Linked DNA regions of Homo sapiens: region 2 is linked to region 1. A link is a loop called in an ENCODE intact Hi-C map of the cell type or tissue named here. Cell type or tissue: body of pancreas. All regions are shown on one strand. Links, peaks and the distances in the headings refer to the core of each region. The heading gives the core; the rest is flanking DNA. Region 1 overlaps DHX32 (DEAH-box helicase 32 (putative)). Region 2 overlaps EDRF1 (erythroid differentiation regulatory factor 1).

Region 1 (2,500 bases), core at 1-2,500:
TGCCCTTAGTAGGTACTGTCAACGTAAATTAAGATTGCATCAGTATAAACTTTAGAACTAAGAATAAAAGCCAAATTTGTCATTTACTCCTACAGGTATGAATTAAAAAAAAAATACAACCCTTTCTTCTCCATTAAACTTACAGTTCAGGAGAGATTTCTGAGGTAATCCTGATGTAGTTGTTCTCAGAAATGCTGAATTTATGGAAGAGGACCCACTCTGGCATCTTCTTGGTGATTGAGTAACCAGACAGGGGATGCAGCTGAGCAACCTGCTTATGTGTCAGCATTAAGTAGTTACCTGATCCATCAACATCCCGAGCAATCTGAAAGGCAGAATTTTAAAGAAAAAAGATTTTGTATTAATATGGAGATCATTATACAAAGATGTTTGTTGAAAAAAATACCAAAGTATTTTATACGGGATAGTTAAAACTAACGTTTGCCACTCATGTTTCCTACTTTCACATGTAGAAAATAAGCCATAAGCATGTTTTGCCTAAAACTTTGAGACAGTGATGTTAACTAACTTCAGCAACAGCAGGGCACTGCTAAAACAGTGCAGCTGTGAGGTTAATGTTTTGGCCATGAGATGAAACTTAGCACGCTACCCACCATACTATGGGCGACATACACTCCAATGCCAAGTGCTTTACACTTGGTGTGTAGCACGCAATGACCCTGTGATGTAGGAACCTTACTTTACAGATGAGGAAATCCATAATGATATGTCATTTTTCTCCATTAAGACTACATATTCTGCCTTGGCCCTTTATTCCCTTGAGGGGAAGGATACTTAAGTACCAAATCTTTAATAATAACATGGATTTTTAGTTTTACTTAATGTCAAAATCATCATCCTAAGCCATTGTTGGCAGCATATCCTGAGTATGTGCAATTCAGCAGAGCCTATGCTGAGGTGACCCCACCCCTTCTCACCTGCATAAAGTAACCGGACAGAAGAGCTTTCTTTATGTTTAGAGTGTTTTCCTTGGAGCCAAAAGCAGGTTCTGCATAGGGAAGCTCGATTCGCTTGATAATTTCTAAGAGTTCAGCTCGAATAACATCTGCCATTCTGAGTGCTGAACAGTTGAGGAAGTAATCACGACACCACTTTTCCACACAGTCTAGGAGGGAAAGAACACAAGGCTATTTAGAAATGATTTGTCAGAAGCTCTGAAGAGCCCAGGCCAGGCAGTTGCCATCTTTAAGCCCTGTGCTCTCCTCTCCTACAAAGGAGGCCACGTAGGTGAGTGGCAGGAAGGCAGCAAGGACAAGGATTTCTGGTGGCTGCAAGGTCAGCTGTCAGGGCACTACCAGGAAGGGAGACGGTGCCACCGACAGCACCCATGCCACCTGCTGGGGTTCTGTGATCCCAGCCAACTGTGGAAACTGTTCCTAGTGGTGACTGAAGATGTATTTCACTAACCCGTGGCTCATAAAGGCCAGAGAGGATTTTGTAAGATCTATGTTGTGTCTCTATGCATACAGCATGTATGTATGTGGTCCCATTTAATCAAACTAGGCAGGAAAAAGCCCACAGTATAAATTCCTCTGATCTATGAAAATATCTCATATTTTATTTAATGATAAGAACAGGATTACTACCAGGTTGATTTGGGAATTAATTATGTTATAGTTAAGCTCATCTATCTACCCTAGCTGTAACTTTTATCTTAAAATTCAGGCATGTGGGTGAGTTTGAAGTTAGTCTTTCTGGCCACCTGTAATTACTTAAGATGGACCTGGGAATGTACATGGCCATGGCACCATGGACAGAAGACCCTCATTTACCCTGTCCTGTCCACTCATGCTGCTCGGAGCAACCACAGCATGTACTTAGTGTCACCCATTCAGCATGCCCTCAAAAGGTGCCACCAGATTCCTGTGTACCTGCTGGCTCCACTGACAACTTTTTCTTCTCAGCTTTGAAACACTAACTCCCTGTTCTTTATACAATTCTGTCTTTCAAATTGCTGTCATATTTTTCACACTACTTCACATATTTTCACACCATCTTTCAGAACAAAGGAGGTAAAAGATGCTTCATGGAAAATGTCAGGGAGGGACCTTACTGGCTGCCCTTTATGGGTGGCTCTAGCCTCTGCTATGCTGCTTTGCCCTGTTTGCCCCCTCCTCTTGTTTCTGTCTGCATAGCAGCTTCCAGTTGACTTCTGAGTACCTTCCTGTGACAGGTAAGCTACCCACTGCCCTTCAGGCATACAAAGGACTTTGTGGCTTTGCTTTGACATGCGCCATTCTCTTCTCTGGACACCCTCTGCTCTCCTCTATCAAGCTCCGTCAGCAACTCTGCAGCCTCCCCTCAGCACCCCAGCCTACCTATTCTGCACTAGTATCTGGAGCTCTGCAGCCTCTCTGCATGCACGTGGTGAATGTGCCAGGATACGGAAGGTGCACAGCACAACTCTGACAGTGGGCACGTAGAGGTGGCTGTTCTTGTCTTCCTCCAAAGACCCATGTACGAGTCTGTGTCCCCCGTC
Region 2 (16,494 bases), core at 5,640-8,139, 100 kb before region 1:
TTAAATACATTTGGGAAACATTGGTTTTTACAAAGATAAAGTAGATTTTTCTATTGCAGGATTACTTATTATATATTTATTGTTTTAATATCAATAAATATTGTTACTCCACAAAAGTGAGTACCTGGTAAACGTCATCTTTCAAACCTGACTCTGGAAAATTTTCATTCAGTTTCCCAGGAACTAGTGTTCTGTGAAACACTCATCAGGAAATGCTAAACTGGAGACTGTTAAGATAATGAGTATCTCAAACTGTGGCTGAGTAAGATTTCTTAGGGTTTCTTTTTTTTAAGAGACAGACTCTCATTATGTTGTCCAGGCTGGATTCGAACTCCTGGGCTCAAGCAGTTCTCCCCTGTCGACCTCCCACATAGCTTGGACTACAAGCACATGCCATCGTGCCTGGCCAGTTTCTTAGGAATTTTTAAATTCAATATAGATAGAGTAGGCTGAAAGAGCAGTGGTAATCAGATGCACCAAAAAAGAGAAAAATGAAAAACTTAGAAAGTTTAGAATAATCTTTAATCTATCTCTCTTGAGTAAGATCTAAATGTGATTCGCTTCTTATAGTAGCTATGATCATTAGCCAAAGCAAGCCACCCAATGAGGCGTGTTATTATTTGTATTGGCCTAATAATTCACAATGGTAGATTTGAAGTGTGTGCTTTGAATATTTAGGTGATACTCTCAAAAGTGGGTCAATTTTAAGAAATGTTGACAGCAGAATCACTCCTTATCCTTGCACTTTTCACAGGGAAGTGAGCCTCTTGAACCCTCATACATAGTGGGGCATGTGGCCTCAGCCCCCAAAGAACAAAACCTGATTACTTTATTCAATGACGGGGAGCACAGTCAGGTATGCTTTCCATGGTGTCCAAGGTGACAGCAAATCCCCAGTCTACTTTGTCATTTCAAAACTAGCCTAAGTCGAAATTGATAGGGAAAAACTCCACTTGATCCTGAAACTGCTTTCTAAGCATCTTTGTGATCTTAGCTCTGGGGCCTGACTTTGTCTTCTTTGTCTCTTCCTTTTTCTAGTCTTTTTATGGATCATGGGGGGAAATTACAGATTGACTGTTTATTATAATCCTCCCTATTTTAAATCACAGGGTCTTAAAAATGATTTTGTTCGGAATATTCTATGGACATTTGAAGATATCCATATGTTGGTCGGCTCCAACATGCCCATATTTGGAGGAGGCAGATACCCAGCAGTCAGCTTACGTCTCAGGTGAACTAACATCATACCCCTCCTCAAGCTTATGGTATTTAAATTCTTCCTTTAGAATCAGTGTTCCATCAGACTGAGGTTGCAGTGAGCCAAGATCATGCTACCGCACTCCAGCCTAGGCGAAAGAGCAAGACTCGTCTCAAAAAAGAATCAGTGTTCCATCTATTTGGGCATCTTCCTCTTTCTCTAGGTTTTTTCCCCTCCCTCCTTCCCCTGCCAGTTGAAATGGCCACATTAAGGAAGGAGCTACTGTCAGCAGATGCTGAAAGGCAGGCCTATAGCTGAGTCTTCATTCTAGACCTCATTGAATAGAGCCAGAGGTTTGTTGGACTGGCCTAGTCTTAGGTCTGAATCTACAACTTGTGAGAATATTCAAGAGAGTTTATTTAATTAGTTAGATTCCTACTAACTACTTGTGAGCATTTTTCTTAATGCTCCACGTGTATTTGTTGATATTAGCCAATGTGAATTCCAACTTAAGCATGGTCTTGTATGGTGTTCAGTCTTTCTTCAAGTTGTGTGTGAGGAGCAGGCAGTAGGCTCACCGTCCTTTCCTATTATATTGTCTTCTATTCTTACTGAAAACTTACCAATGTCAGTTAGAAATACAAGCAAGCTTTTGGAAAGATGTTAAATATAGCACAACCACTGAGCTGCATGTGCATATCTTATCAGAAAAGAAAGCATAGATGGCATTTTCTATCTAGAGAGGACAGCTTAAGATACTTAAATGGTGAAATAACTTTCAGATGATTAATTAAGGAACATCTTAATTAAACCAAATAACACTAGAAATGTATATTTTTAGGGATAACAACAAACCAATTAATGTGCTAACTGGAATTGACTATTGGTTGGACAACTTGATATGCAATGTGCCAGAGCTTGTGATGTGTTTTCATGTAAATGGAATTGTACAGGTAAGATACAGTGTGATTTTTCTGATCTCTCAAATGCAAATTGGTACAGAGAGTTCCTCACCAAAGTCTTTACGGCCCTGAAGTACTAAGGTGCATTTTTGCCAGGGAAGATAGCTGTGAATAAACTGAATTTGAGTGTACATTTAAGTTGGTGATAACAGAATTGTAGATGTTATAGAAGTATAATTTTACAGGTAATTTGGAGGAAGTTCATAAATATATGAAAACCTGCATTTGTAGCCATAGAACTCTAATTTTAATGCCAAGCTCTCATTAATAATTAACTGAAAGTGTCTACACAATGGAGGCGTTTCTTCGTTATGCAAATATCTACTCAGTACATGCAAAGTTTTAGGGAAAGGTCTTGTAAAAATTGCATATGGTGGATAGCTTATATAGCAAATTCTTATTGAGCATATTCTGTTTAGAAGACACGTATCCCCATTATAAGTGTTGGGGGAAGCTAGGCGTGTTGGCTTATTCCTGTAATCCCAAGCTACTCAGGAGACTGAGGCAGCAGGATCACTTGAAGCCGAGAGTTCAAGACCAACCTGGGCAACGTAGTGAGACCCTAATTGTAGAAAAACAACGCACACACTTAGTTGGGCATGGTGGTACATGTCTGTAGTCCCAGCTACTTGGGGGCTTGAAGCAGGAGGATCACTTGAGCCCAGGAGTTTGAGGCTGCAGTGAGCTATGATCGTGCCACTGCACTCCAGTATGAGTGACAGAGCAAGACCCTGTCTCAAAAAAATAAAAAAATTGAGAATTTAAACAATAAATAATTGTTGAAGGAAAACAAAGAATAAGCTTGGTTGTTATTCAGAAAGAGATAATCTAATGGGAAATAATATGCAGAGAGAACAGTAGGAGACAGATAAGAATTAGAAGTGTAGCACACAGAAATCTAGATCATCAGAGAAGGGGGTGAGCACTTCCATTCAGGTCTGGAGGAAAGACTTTGTGGAAGAAGGGACATCTTAACTGAGTCCTGAATGATAGCTAGTATCTCAAAAAATAAGAGCTGGATTTTAAAAGTCTAGTGTAAATACATGAAAGGATTGATAATAAATCCAGCTAGGGAACACAGGATTTATGTAGCAGAATAGCTGCAAGTAAGGTTGGAAAAGTCATGGTCAAATGATGGAGATCTTAAATGTTGAGCTAAGGAGTATGGACTTGGTTCAGTTGGTAATCTGGAATCAGAAGGCTTTGCATCTAGGAGGGGAAATTTGTTGTGTTAGAATATTAATTTAGAGATAGCATATAGGACAGAAAAGGAGGACTTAGAGACAAGAAAACCAGAGGCATTGTACCATTTTGCAGATAGTGTAATGTACTTTCCACTAGAGAGGAACTATTAAGAATCAACAATGGTAAGAATAGATAGCATTTATTGAGTGCTTATTTTATCCAAGCACTTTGCTGAATGCTTTAAATGCTTTACCTTATTTGATCTTCTTAGCTACCTCACATGCTGTTATTCCTATTTGATGGAAAGAGAGACTGAGGATCAAGGAGCTCAAGTGAGTTGCCCAGGGTCAACTTAGTAGTGAGTGGCGGTGCCAGTCTTTGTGCCTCTCTCTGGCTGAGGACATGCTTTGAACCGTTATATTCCAACCCAGTGATTCTTAACCTGGTTGTGCATCAGAATCACTTGTGGTCTCTGAAAAAATGCACTTGCTTGGGCCCCCAGTGTTCTAGTATCAGTAGGATGTGTACTTCTGTCTTTTCTGAAAGTCTGCTGTATGATTCTGGTTTGCAGTCTTGATTGAAAACCACTGTTAGACCATCTCCCTAAATGGCAACATTTAGTGAGAGGCTGGGGTGGGAGTGGGGAGCAAGAGAAAAGAGAGAGGCAGATAAAGCGTTAGCAAGGCGGAGGGGAACAGGAGTCAAAGGAGATTCCAGGGTTTAGGGACTAGAATAATGGTGGTGCCATTTAGTGAGATAAGGATGTTGAATTGGTTTAGACAGGGAAGGTAATATGTTTTTGTCACATGTTCAGTTTGAGGAAAGTATAAAAATGTCTAGTGAGCATTTTGAAGTTGCAGCCATTAGAGAAATAAATTGAAGCATCATCTGCCTAGATACTGTCAGATTTCATCACCAGAGGAATCTATTAAAATCAGACATTGGAGCCTCTCCTCATAGGGGTAAAAATAGAAGGGCATTTAGAGAGAGAGAAGGAGAACAAGAATAGCACAGATTAAAATACAGGAAAGGAGCATTTTAAGGAAGGAAATAATCAACATTGGGGACTTCACATGAACAAAGTGGGGTGAAAATCAACCTCAGACGATTGTGTTTGGTCTTACATTCCAGTTGATTTGAAGTTTCCAGTTTTAGAGTACTTCAGAAAATGTGGTAGGAGATGGTTAGGAGAGTGTGCACAGAAGATAAACAAGAAAAATGCAAAGGCACTTTTAAAATAGTGGTAGTAATGTCCATGAAGCCTTTACTCTTATTGCCACCTCCATTCCCCCCTGCTCCATCCCTGTGAAGTAATAAAGTCCATAGATGAAGGGAAGAGAGGTGTCTACTGGAAAATTTCCTAAATGATTCTCTCTCCTTGAGTCACTGACTGTAGTTTCTAGCAAAAAAAAAGGCCAGAAATACATGTGTTTTAAAATCTTGCTGGGTAAAGCCTACCTTCATTTACCATCTTCCCAGTTGAAAACCATTCAAGTGGAATAAAAGTAGTCAGTATGATTTGTTCCATGTTAGAACAGAAATAAGATCATGCCTGAATCTGAGGTTCTAAATCTGGTAGTGATTCTCCATTGAAATTACTCCAATAGTGAACTGCCCTTGCTGATGGGGTGGATGAGATTCCTTTGGGAGGCTGGGGCAGAAAAAAGATTAAAAACCACTGGTTTAAACACTTTCATGCTACATAGGTCTCTGTTTGCAGGACTTCTGCATTTGGTTGCTTTTTAAAAAGAAAGGTGTTGTTTCCTTGGGTTTTCTCTTAAACTGCTTTCCATCTGTCTGTATTTTACAGAAATATGAAATGATAAAGACAGAAGAAATTCCCAATTTGGAAAATTCTAATTTTTCTACTAAAGTCATAAAAGACATTGCACAGAATATTTTATCATTTTTGAAATCTAATTGTACCAAAGAAGGACATACCTATTGGCTCTTTAAAGGTAAGCTATTAATACTTCTTGAGTGAACAATAATTGATTTGGGTAACTGCTGTGAAATGAGTCTTCTTTGTTTTTCTTTTCAGCAAGTGGCAGCGATATAGTGAAGCTCTATGACCTCACTACTCTTTGTGAAGAAACTGAAGACAAATACCAAAATCCATTCACAATGCCGGTAGCCATTCTCTTGTACAAGTGAGTGCTTTAAGAATTTAAGATGAAGAAGTAGCCTATTATATAAAGTTTTAAAGCATACAGTCACAGTTTCCAAACCAAGGCTTTTAAATGCTTTTAGGTTTTCATAGTAGGGGGAAAAATACACGTACACATTGTACCAAATATTACTCAGCTTTCTTATGCCACCATAGTATAAACGTTTTGGGGGTTGTGGGTAAAGTGTAAAGTTTAGTATTTTGTTGTTTCTTATAGCTCTTTGTTGGAAAGAAACAAGAGCACTCCTAGACTTGAGTCTTGCAGACAACGATGAAATGGGCAGTAAAGTTGATATAAACTCTTTTTTTAGGGTTGCTTGCAACATGATGATGAAGAAGAATCAAAATAAGAAACACTATGGAACTATTAGAACATTGCTTCTTAATTGTCTGAAATTACTGGACAAAAGTAGGCATCCTCAAGTAAGATTAACATTTATGTATTCTCTAAAACAATCCTAGCATTCTAATAGGAGATTGTTACCTAGACAGTAAAGCCTCCTGATTCATATTCCGTAACTGCCCTATTCAGTGTGGTAGCCATTAGCACATGTGGCTGTTGATCACTTAAAATGTGCTTTGTCTGAATTGACATGTGCTGTAAGTGTAAAATACACACTGAATTTTGAAGATTGGATGTCTGTACCTATTACATGTTGAAATGCAATATTACATATATTGGATTAAATATATTTAAGTTGATTTCACAGATTCTACTTTTTAAATGTAGCTACTAGAAAATTTAAAATTTCTGTATGTGACTCATGTTACATTTCTCTCAGACAGCACTGCTCAATGAATTTAGAATTCATGTAATTCTAACAGTAGTGCCCTTAGTTCTTTGTTTTGTCGCTATTAGACCTTGTTACCACTTTGTTAATATAAATAGGGTTCACATTCCACACTTCAGGATATTAAAGCATCTCTTAAATAAAGGCCAGTAAAATTTCTTTTAAAGAGAAGGGGAAAAAGCATCTCTTAAAATATTCCCTCAGTCATGCTCCCAACAGTTTTACACCATCCTTACCCTCGGTTGTCTGATTGACAACTTTATTTTTCACTGTTAAGGCTATTTGTTGTATCCTGTTCAAATCAGTAAAGGTATGTAAGATACGCAATTTTTCTTTGAAGAGCCAAAGTAATTTTAATTGTAGCCACATTTGATTTAGAGATAAAGATTATCCTAGAGACCAAACTCAGAAATGTTTTTGAAGAAAAATAGTAAAACATTTTGTTTCTGACTGAAATACCTAATTGCTGACTGAGGTGGCAGTGTTTAGTGGAACTTGAGTGGTTTATTTGGATGTTAGAAATGGTGTTAAAGACTATTGTCTGTGATTAAGAACTGATAAATAGTAGAATGGGTTAAATGGTCATATATAAATGCTAATTTTAAGAGATATCAGAATGGACTTTTCCCTTTTTAATGTAATGGTTTTTTTTTTCTAGAACCATAGATTATATGATAAATATTAGTTACCTATTATAGAGAAACTTGAATTAATTTATAGTTTGTAAAGAAAAATTCTGGTTTCTCACTTGGCATAGGGTGGTATTAAATTTTTGTTAATATTTTAGTTATGACACTCTGTACTCAAAAGCTTTTGTTTGTCTCCAGTGAAATTCAGTTGACACCTTTTAAGAGGGAGGGCTCAGGGTGGAGTAATTTCGGGAAATAGGAAATGCATCAGCCTATAAAGATTTTGCAGAGCATACCCAGAGTATCAGTAGCTTTGAACTGGGAACATTTCTGTGTGTGTTACAGTCTATATGGTGGAAACAGCCTGTGTGCAGACCTCCTCCTAAAATTCGTTAGTATGGTAGTAAAATTCATGTATTTTTTGATGACAGTAATTTACACATATTTCTCTCTTTTTCATAAGATTATTGCTTCCGCCAATTACATGCTTTCAGAACTTTTTCAATTGGATGAACCTAAAAAGGAAGAAAATTCAGAATCTCCTTTAAATGAGAATTCTGATGAAAGTTATAGTGAAGAGGAGGAAGAGATGCCCGACAGTGATGAAAATGGATCCTATAGCACCAGCTCTGATCCATCAGATGATAGCAAAGCAGTAGCTATAATCAAGTCTGTTGGAGAACTATCAGTACCAGAAAAATACAAATCTATTCATCAAATCAGAGTAAGCCTTTAGAATTTATATTAAATTTTTATCAAGGAAACATAATTGTTAATCGAATATAGTTAGCCTTTCAAAAGATACCATTACTTCAATAAACCTTTCATGGTCTAGCATCTAGTAATCATTAGTTTTCTGAATTCTTAAAGTTGGTTTTATAATTGTTCGAGGGTAACTGACCCACATTATGCAAGCCTATAGTGGACAGGTGTGTAAACCAGGTGTCTGTCTATTCTTATGTGAAGGATTTTCCTTTCCAGTGACCAGTGTGTAGTCATAGTCATGTCTCATTACTAGGGCACTTCTATCCGGTGTTGGGGTTGCTGGGAAATGACATATATAGATTGCTTGGTGAACATAGAGTAGAGAAGGGGGTGGCTCTTGGAACTGTATATGGTGAGCTCTGGTACATTATCCCTGTGCTATATAGGACAGTACTTTTTTCGTGACTCTTGTGGTCATGTCTGTTGTATTGGACATGTCTCTGCCCTGGAGAGGGCCAGACAGATTTCTCCCTGTGTGGATTGCACTGACTCTACCATCAGTGTATCTCCAGGCAGTATATACCTTTCAACATACCGTCTCCCTATGATTAGATCCAGGCCAGCCTTAAGAGTTCTGGCTGTTCCCTGAACTGAAATACAGTCGTATTTACAGATAATCTCTTAATTTAAGCACTGAGTGTAACTTTCAGATGGAAACTCTAAGCAAGTTTTTGAGGGGCTATGTCTGTCACCTTAAAACATTGACCATCTTTCTGACCTTCACTTGCTCCATTGGTTTGCCGTGGCCATGCTGGGTTTTTTTTCTCTCAAAAGCATCAAGATTATGCTCATTGGAGGGTCTTTGTATTTGCTGTTGCTTCTGCTTGGAATGTACCTACCCTAGGTCTGTTCATGGCTGCCTTTTTTAAGGCTTAAGTCTTGACTGAAATGTTGCCTCTTCAGGGAGATGTTCCCTGACCACTCTGGCCAAAGCATGCTCTACTTTTTTGTCCTTCAAGGAGCCTATCTGTTCCTGAAGTTCTTAATGTTTGTCTTGCTTCACTAGAACGTAAGCTCCCTGCAGGTACAGACCCTCTATCTCCCATGTCTAGAACACATTATGGGTGCTCAGTAAATATTTGACTAAATGACTGCAGGAAAAAGTCATTAACTGTCCATCTAAATTTTAGTTCACTTTCAGCTTGAACTTCCACAGTGGAGTGAAAAAATGTTCTGGTTATAATCATTGATTGCAAAAGTTACATGTATCTGGAAAACTGCATTGTAACACTAGGCCATGGACTTACGGGGCAATTAGGTAATAATTAAAGATGTAATGAGTTAGTGTCACTATTTTTCACAGATAGCACTTTCTGTTCCGTATCTGAAGCACTCAAAAAATGCAGTCTTAGTATTCATATAAACATGTCTTTAGTTAGCCTTTCCTTATCCTCATTGAATGACTTTGTGGTATGGACAGTCAGCATGAGCTCCAGGGTCCCAGCTCCCCACTCACTCACCGTGTCCTCAGACAAATTGCTAAACTGTCTGTGCATGCTTCTCTTCTGTGCAATGAGAACAGTAATTCCAACCCCACGGGATTCAGCGAAATGAAATGCTTCACAGAAGCCCCTACACATAATATCCTTCATAGTTGGAGGTTGCTAGCTGCTTTTGCTCCTTAATTAAGCAAATAAATTAAACAACGAGAATATTGGTGATACTTGTTATTTCTAAATTGACGCTAATTGTTAATTGTGTTTTGTCCAGTATCGGTGCTAATTATGAGTGGAGCTGACCTATTAGATGATGTCTATATTTGTCTAAAACATTACTACTCTAGTTCTTGCTTTTTTGTCATAATAGAATTGTATTTAAAATTGTAAGTACTTAAAGCAACATATATGTTGTAGGATCTTTTTAAGCAAGATTTTTGTTGATAATGCTTACAGTAATTTAATCTTCAACAAAAACAATATGTTGACCTTAATACATTGGTAGTGTATTAATAATTTTATGTTTGTTCCTCAAGCCCAGTTGTGCATTTCCAGTTTGCCATGACACAGAAGAGCGCTGTAGACTTGTGCTTAGCTATGTTCTAGAGGTAAGTTTAAGTTTAGTCTTCACTTTTTTCGTAAAGTTTGTACTTGATTATGCAAATTACACTTGTTTGTTGGTATCTAAATGTTATTCTGAATTGTGTTCTGCTGCGATTTTTTTTTCCTTAAGCATAAAGTGAAAATCAGATTTGTTTTTCCCAAATCTTTCAGATCAAACATAGTTTTTGAAAGTCTGTTTGTGAGATGGAAATTTTCCTAAACGTATTCAGTAGTCCAGATACTGTCTTATATTTAGTTTTCAGTTGACCTGAAGTTAGATAGATAGTGAATGCTTTTCCTTTTTTTGCAGGGTTTAAAATCTGTCGATAGCAGCATCAAAAAAGAAAGCGACCTTCCAGCAGCTGACCCCAGCACTCCAATCCCGTTAAAATATGAAGATGAATCCTCAAGAGGGGGTCCCGAGGGGCTAGAGAAGCAGATGGCCTTGTTTTTGGACAAAAGTAAGTTGAATTGATGTGCAAATAAGGCCTTCAATAGAATAATACACTGGTTCTTTATCAACAGCAGACTTATGTCAATTAAGGCATTAATTGAAAGGCATTGAGAAAAAGATATCCTGTGAACTGGAATTAGGGGTAGTATTCTTTCATTTGAAATATAAAAAGGATAATTTTGATGTTTCATGGACATTTCTAATAAGAGCATAAGGAGCCTGCATCTTCCTGTTACCCACAGTGGGGAACTAATGCTTCAGCCTGGTGGAGTTCTCGCTGGATCGTGTAGGAGCCACAGACTTAGCCAGACTGCCTAACTTCATATCTTGGCTTTGCGAGGGCAAGTTGCTCCACTTCTTTGAGTCACTTTTTATCTCTTTCAAAATGGAGACGATAATAATGGTTTCTTTAAAGGGTTGTTAAATGATTAAATGATTAATATATGTAAAGTGCTCAGAACAGTGTACATAATAAGCACTATAGAAGTGTAGGCTGTTGTTACTGCACAGTACTTGAATAAGCTACAAATGTCACTTTTAAATTATCTAGTTCTTCAGGAATATAACATCATGAAGAATATATGGACTTCGAAGCAGAAGTTGTGAATTTCTTATTTTAACCTAAGTTGTATTTCTTTTTCCAACCTTATTTCTTTCCCCCTTTTAAATCAGTTTCAATTGTTTAAAAAAAAAAAAAGTGTAGAAAGCCTGTATGTTTGAAGTACATCTGAATCATAGTGGAAGCGCTTTCTGGACCCTTCTTCTTTTCCTGAACAAACATGGTGGAGGTAGGAGAGGAATAGATTTATTTCCCCAGCATTTATATAGTGCTGCTGGTATGCCAGGCTTCGGCCTACAGGCAGTAAGGAGATCACACCAGGACTTTTGCCATTCTTTTTTTCTGAAATGCCTTTTCTGTCTCCTTCTCCATCTCCCCTGTTGAAAATCCTGCTCAAGCTCAGAATCTCCATGTTTCCCTCTGTTCTCCATCAGAATTACTTGATTCTCTTACCACTTTGTCCTGTGAGCCTGCCTTATGTCAGAGTTCCAGCATTAAATGGTTTTACACACACATGCACACACACGGTTGTGAACAAGAACTTCATCTTAATTTTAGTTTCTCACAATGCCTCTTACTCACAGATGATGCTTATATCAGCAGAGGAAAAAAATCCATACACACATTAAACCATAATGAAGACTAAGTACCTTTCATTGCCTTGAAAGACTTGTGTTCTAGCTGATTAAAAAATGAGAAACCTTCAGGCTGGGGGAAGGGGTGGGTGTTTTTGTTATTTGCAGAGCAAAATTTTCCACAGTATTTTGTTCTTTGTCTGTTAATTACACTTAACATATTTTGTTGTGGTTTATGTTATCAAGGATAGAGGCCATATAACTTCATGTCACAGTTTCCAGTGCCTGGCACAGTACTTGGCAGAAAAATGATCATTTGTTGAGTAAAGAAGGTAGCGATGGGCTGGACTTTAAATAAAGAGTATTCCTTGTAGAGGAAACAGTAAACTAAGATGGGAGATAGGAAAAACAGGCATGTTTATAGGTGACAAGCAGTAACTTAACATTGGCTGATGGGTAGTAGGATGGACAAGTAGGAAGTGAGACTGAGAAACATGCAACTAGCTAAGTGGGGAGAAGCCGTTTTCATGTTTGAGGACAGGCTTTCACGCTGATCTAAGCTGTGCTTTAGGAAGGTAAACTTTGACAGGTTGACACATAGACTGGAAAAAGGAGACAGGTGTCACTCATGAGGTTAGCTATGTCAGTGACACTGGAAGAGAATGACAGAGTTGCCGATGTCAGGGAAGCAGAAGGCCTTAGAACTCCCAAGTGAGAGTCTTTTAACACGGCCATTTCACTCCAGTGTATTTAAGCAGTAAAGCATAGTATTTACCAGTCTTGTCACCTAAGTCTAGAGTGTTTCCATCAAGAAACAGAAAATATTTTTTGTGCATGAGACTTACAGTCAAATGAAATGTGCTGTCTTTTTTTTTCTCTCCATGTCACAGTGGGCTCCCTTCAGAAGGGCAATTATTCCAGTCAATCTGGAATGATCCCTGGCTCTTGGCAACATAAAATGAAACTTCAGCTGATTCTCAAGTCATCAAAGGCCTATTATGTTTTGTCCGATGCTGCCATGAGTCTTCAGAAATACGGAAGAGCATTACGATACATTAAATTAGCTTTGCAAAGCCATGGTAAGCCACTATAAATGAATATGTTTAATAGGCACTGGGAAGAGAGAACAGAGAAGGCATCTGAATCACAGTGGAAGTTTACTCCTATTTTTCTAGTAAATCTTTATTTTAAAATGACTGTTTCCAATCCTGTGTGTGTTACCTTCTATTTTAGTTTCTGCTCAGTGGTTTAACATCTCTTTGCTTTGAACTACATGAAGCCGTAATATGTATTGTTGGACCTAAAATAAACAGAATAGATACAGTGCTACAAAGCGTTCAGCTGGTAACACAGTTTCTTCATATTTCCTATGATCATTAATTTTTTTCTGCATTTGTGTTTTTTCTTCTTCCCTCCCTTTCTAAACAGATACTTATTGCTGCCTCTGCACCAATATGCTTTCCGAAGTGCTGTTGTTTCTCTCTCAATATTTGACACTTTGTGGTGATATCCAACTAATGCTGGCCCAGAATGCAAATAATAGAGCAGCACACCTTGAAGAGTTTCATTACCAAACAAAAGAAGACCAGGAGATCCTGCATAGCCTTCACAGAGAGTCCAGTTGCCAAGGTGTGCCACAGGCTTGGACCACGTGGTTCACAGTGGGACTGTGCAGTCTAGCTCATGCTTATTTGAGTATTCAGAAAAGGGGTAGAAATATTAGAGTTTTGATATTTGCTCTGTATTTATTTATTTATTTTTTGAGACGGAGTTTCGCTCTTGTTGCCCAAGCTGGAGTGCAATGGTGCAATCTTGGCTCACTGAAACCTCCGCCTCCCGGGTTCAAGCAATTCTCCTGCCTCAGCCTCCCAAGTAGCTGGAATTACAGGCATGCGCCACCATGCCCGGCTAGCCCACCTTGGCCTCCCAAGGTGCTGGGATTACAGGTGTGAGCCACCACGCCTGGCCTGCTGTTTTATTCATTTCCTAATTTTAAGATTAAGCATGATCTTGTGTATTTGTATAAAATGGTTTTTAAGTATTTTATAATTACTGTTTATATAACTAGAACTAAATATAAAGTAAGATATGAAGACAGTTGTGTCAACTTTTTATTTTATTTTATTTATTTATTTTTTTGAGACACAGTCTCGCTCTGCCACACAGGCTGGAGTGCAGTGGGGCAGTCTTGGCTCACTGCAACCTCCACCTCCTGGGTTCAAGTGATCCTCCCATCTCAGTCTCCCAAGTAGCTGGGACTAGTACATGCGCCACCACACCTAGCTAATTTTTGTATTTTTGTTAGAGACAGGGTTTCACCACGTTGCCCCAGACTGGTCTCAAACTCCTCAACTCAAGCGATCCTCCCACCTTGGCCTCCCAAAGTGCTGGGATTACAGGCACGAGCCACTGCACCCAGCCTTGTGTCAGCTTTTTACACTCTTCTTTTCATGAGGTTCTTCTAGGTAACACTTGTAGTCAGCTAACAAAGCCATAGGTTTCCTTTTGAAAGGTATAACAGTTGGTGAAGGAGGTTAATTAACCTTCTGAATGATTCCTTGGGGCTGAAATAAAGTGATCATTGTTTTTAAAGTTAGTTCATAGCCACCTGTCTTGCTTAATATGTCACTCTGTTTGGAATTGTCAGGCTTTAAAACTGGGAAGTAGAATAATCTGATCCGCAGCAGCGATATCCCTCCCTCTTACCTCAGCACAGTGTGTAACCACGCTGCCATTAACACAGTGAATGAAGTAAAAGATGAGTCTTCTGAAGGTGCTTCTGTAATGTCTCATGGGGTTGTTTTATTATGCTCTTAAATTGTTATACTGAATATTACTTGATGTTTGCCTCCCAGAGTTTTAGACAATTCATAGCTAGAGGAGTATACTGGGGGAGAGGGAAAAATGTGTTATTTTGTAATAGTTTTGCCCTTTCTTCCCCTCTCTCCGTCTTTCTCAAATAATCATGTTTTAATGTAGTAGGAAAGTCCTTGGTGTATTTTTACTACTCCCATCATAGCAATTTCAGTTAAATATTCTTTTTACTCTAGTCCCCACTAGATGGCATTTTTAATCTTCGAGGGCTTCTGTAGCAGCCTCTTCAGTGACTTAAAGTTAATATTGGGACATTATTTCAAGAACTATTTCCATTAGTTAAAAATAGCAACTTTACTTTGTATTAGTGGACAACTTTAGGTCCATTCTAATAAACAAGTGTACCTGGGAAAACCTGGGTCACAGAAATTGTTTGATATTCATAGGCAGGAAAATATTTTTATCCAACATTAATATCCCAAGAAATATAATTTTATAAATAAATAGATCTTTATTATGAAACTTAAATATTGTTGTATTGATTGAATCTTGGTATACTTACACTATATTGCATTTTTTATTACTTAGAATTTAGAATCTCAGGTTCATTTGGATACTGAGGAAGAAGGAATCACATGATTCGCATTGATGTATCCCTTTTTTCTTTTCAGGATTTGCATGGGCAACTGATTTGTCTACAGACTTAGAAAGTCAACTCTCTGTTAGTTGTAAATGTTATGAGGCTGCTAATGAAATCTTGCAGTTTAGTGACTTGAAAAGCCAAAATCCAGAACACTATGTACAAGTATTAAAGAGAATGGGTAACATTAGAAATGAAATTGGTGTGTTTTACATGAATCAGGCTGCTGCATTACAGAGTGAGAGACTAGGTGAGTATCTCTTTAGATTCCTCTCTATTGCTTGTTCTCTCAGAAAATTATGCTAATTTTGTATGAGTCAAGCAAAGAACTGTGGCACTTGATTTTATATCATAAAGAGGTGCTCTATTAGAGAACCTCTTATTATTCTTAAGAAATAGAATTAGGAACACATGATTTTCCCTTGGAATGAATTATTTCAATGTTCTTCATTCTTACTTTTGTACTCACTCCATCTGATCAATTCAGAAGCAAATGGGACATCCAGCCATGTGCCAGGCTCTATGTTGGATATGTAACTGGCTAAAATATGGTTCTCTCTTCATGTTGGGAAGCTAGATAGGAACACAAAGCCTCAAAATGCTGTGGATGAGTACCGACGAAGTATAATGGGAGACTGGGGAAATAAGACATTTATGGAGGTTATAAGTTAGAAGGCTTTTGGGAAAGTGTTGTTGAGCAGGGTGATGCAGGATGTGTAGAGCATCAGCCGGCAAATGTGAGGAAAGGAGGGCACTCCAGACCAAGGAGGCGGTGTGAGGAAGAAGCCAGGGATCTCAAAGGGTGCAAGTGTACGTTTAGAGGGAGCAAGAGGCCTGTGTGAGGAAGATGTGGGATAGTGGGTAAGTAAGATGTGGGATGGCGTAGTAAGATGTGGGATGGTGTAAGTAAGATGTGAGATGGTAAACCATTTGGGCCCATGTTGAATTTGAGTTCACTATGGAACATGTATGTGAAAGGTATAATTTGTAGTCAATTTGAAGTGTGCTAAGAGCTGTAGGGCTAGTGAGACAGACTGAGAACCATTCACATAAAGGTAATAGTTGAAGCCGTGAGAATAGATAAGAATGTAAAGCCTGGACACAGGGACAGAACAGAAAGGGGCTGAGGTAGAACTGAGGTGAGCAGGTAAGCTGAACATCTGTGGGCCTTTGGTTTTGGTTTTGGTTGTTTCTTTTTTTTTTTTTTTTTGAGACAGGGTTTTACTCTGTCGCGCAGGCTAGAATGCAGTGGCATAATCATAGCTTGCCACAGCCTCGAACTCCTGGGCTCAAGCAATCCTCTCACCTCGGCCTCCCAAGTAATTTTTAAAAATTTTTTTAGAGATGAAGTCTTGCTGGGTTGCCCAGGCTGGTCTCGGACTCCTGGCCTCAGGCAGTCCTCACGCTTTGGCTTCCCAAAGTTCTGGGATTACAGGCATGAGCCACTGCACCCAGCCTGTGTGCCTGTTGATCTGTGAATAATGCTTGGCACTTAGGGATACAAATGTTGCCCTCAAAGAGTTCATTGCTAGTGGGAGAACCTGTGCATTTACGGTGCATCTGGAGGGGGCAGTCAGTGAGGGAGCCTGGAAAGTGGTAGTCAGGAAGCTAGGGAAATTGGATACAACACAGGTTGTAATCTCTTCAGACTCCATGGGGACCACGCTTTTGGATCTTCACAAAATGGCACTTTGCTCAGATGTTTTTCTTTGCTTA

Evidence for each region. Peaks named below come from ENCODE experiments on the same cell type or tissue, not always from the same donor. Only the 100,000 strongest peaks of a DNase experiment are listed, where the experiment ranks them.
Region 2: it touches region 1 in a loop (2.4-fold over the local background); 31 of 110 quality-filtered maps call a loop at or near these places.

The regions. Positions count from the first base shown.
Region 1 is chr10:125,838,063-125,840,562 of GRCh38, forward strand. It overlaps DHX32 (DEAH-box helicase 32 (putative)), which reads right to left. Exons shown (of 11, transcript NM_018180.3): 9 at 939-1,126; 10 at 144-325. It also overlaps a transcript of BCCIP not described here. Among named protein-coding and RNA genes, the nearest start is that of BCCIP, 16 kb to the left of the region's middle. In body of pancreas, for the core only: no CTCF peak of the experiment used is centred there; a DNase peak (open chromatin) is centred at 1,329; H3K27ac peaks cover 1,431 bases.
Region 2 is chr10:125,728,249-125,744,742 of GRCh38, forward strand. EDRF1 (erythroid differentiation regulatory factor 1) reads left to right here. Exons shown (of 25, transcript NM_001202438.2): 7 at 755-856; 8 at 1,110-1,231; 9 at 2,040-2,151; 10 at 5,156-5,303; 11 at 5,387-5,495; 12 at 5,824-5,935; 13 at 7,396-7,656; 14 at 9,670-9,741; 15 at 10,047-10,197; 16 at 12,215-12,403; 17 at 12,753-12,953; 18 at 14,810-15,028. EDRF1-AS1 (EDRF1 antisense RNA 1) reads right to left here. Exons shown (of 5, transcript NR_120633.1): 5 at 16,479-16,494. Among named protein-coding and RNA genes, the nearest start is that of EDRF1-AS1, 16 kb to the right of the region's middle. In body of pancreas, for the core only: no CTCF peak of the experiment used is centred there; no DNase peak of the experiment used is centred there.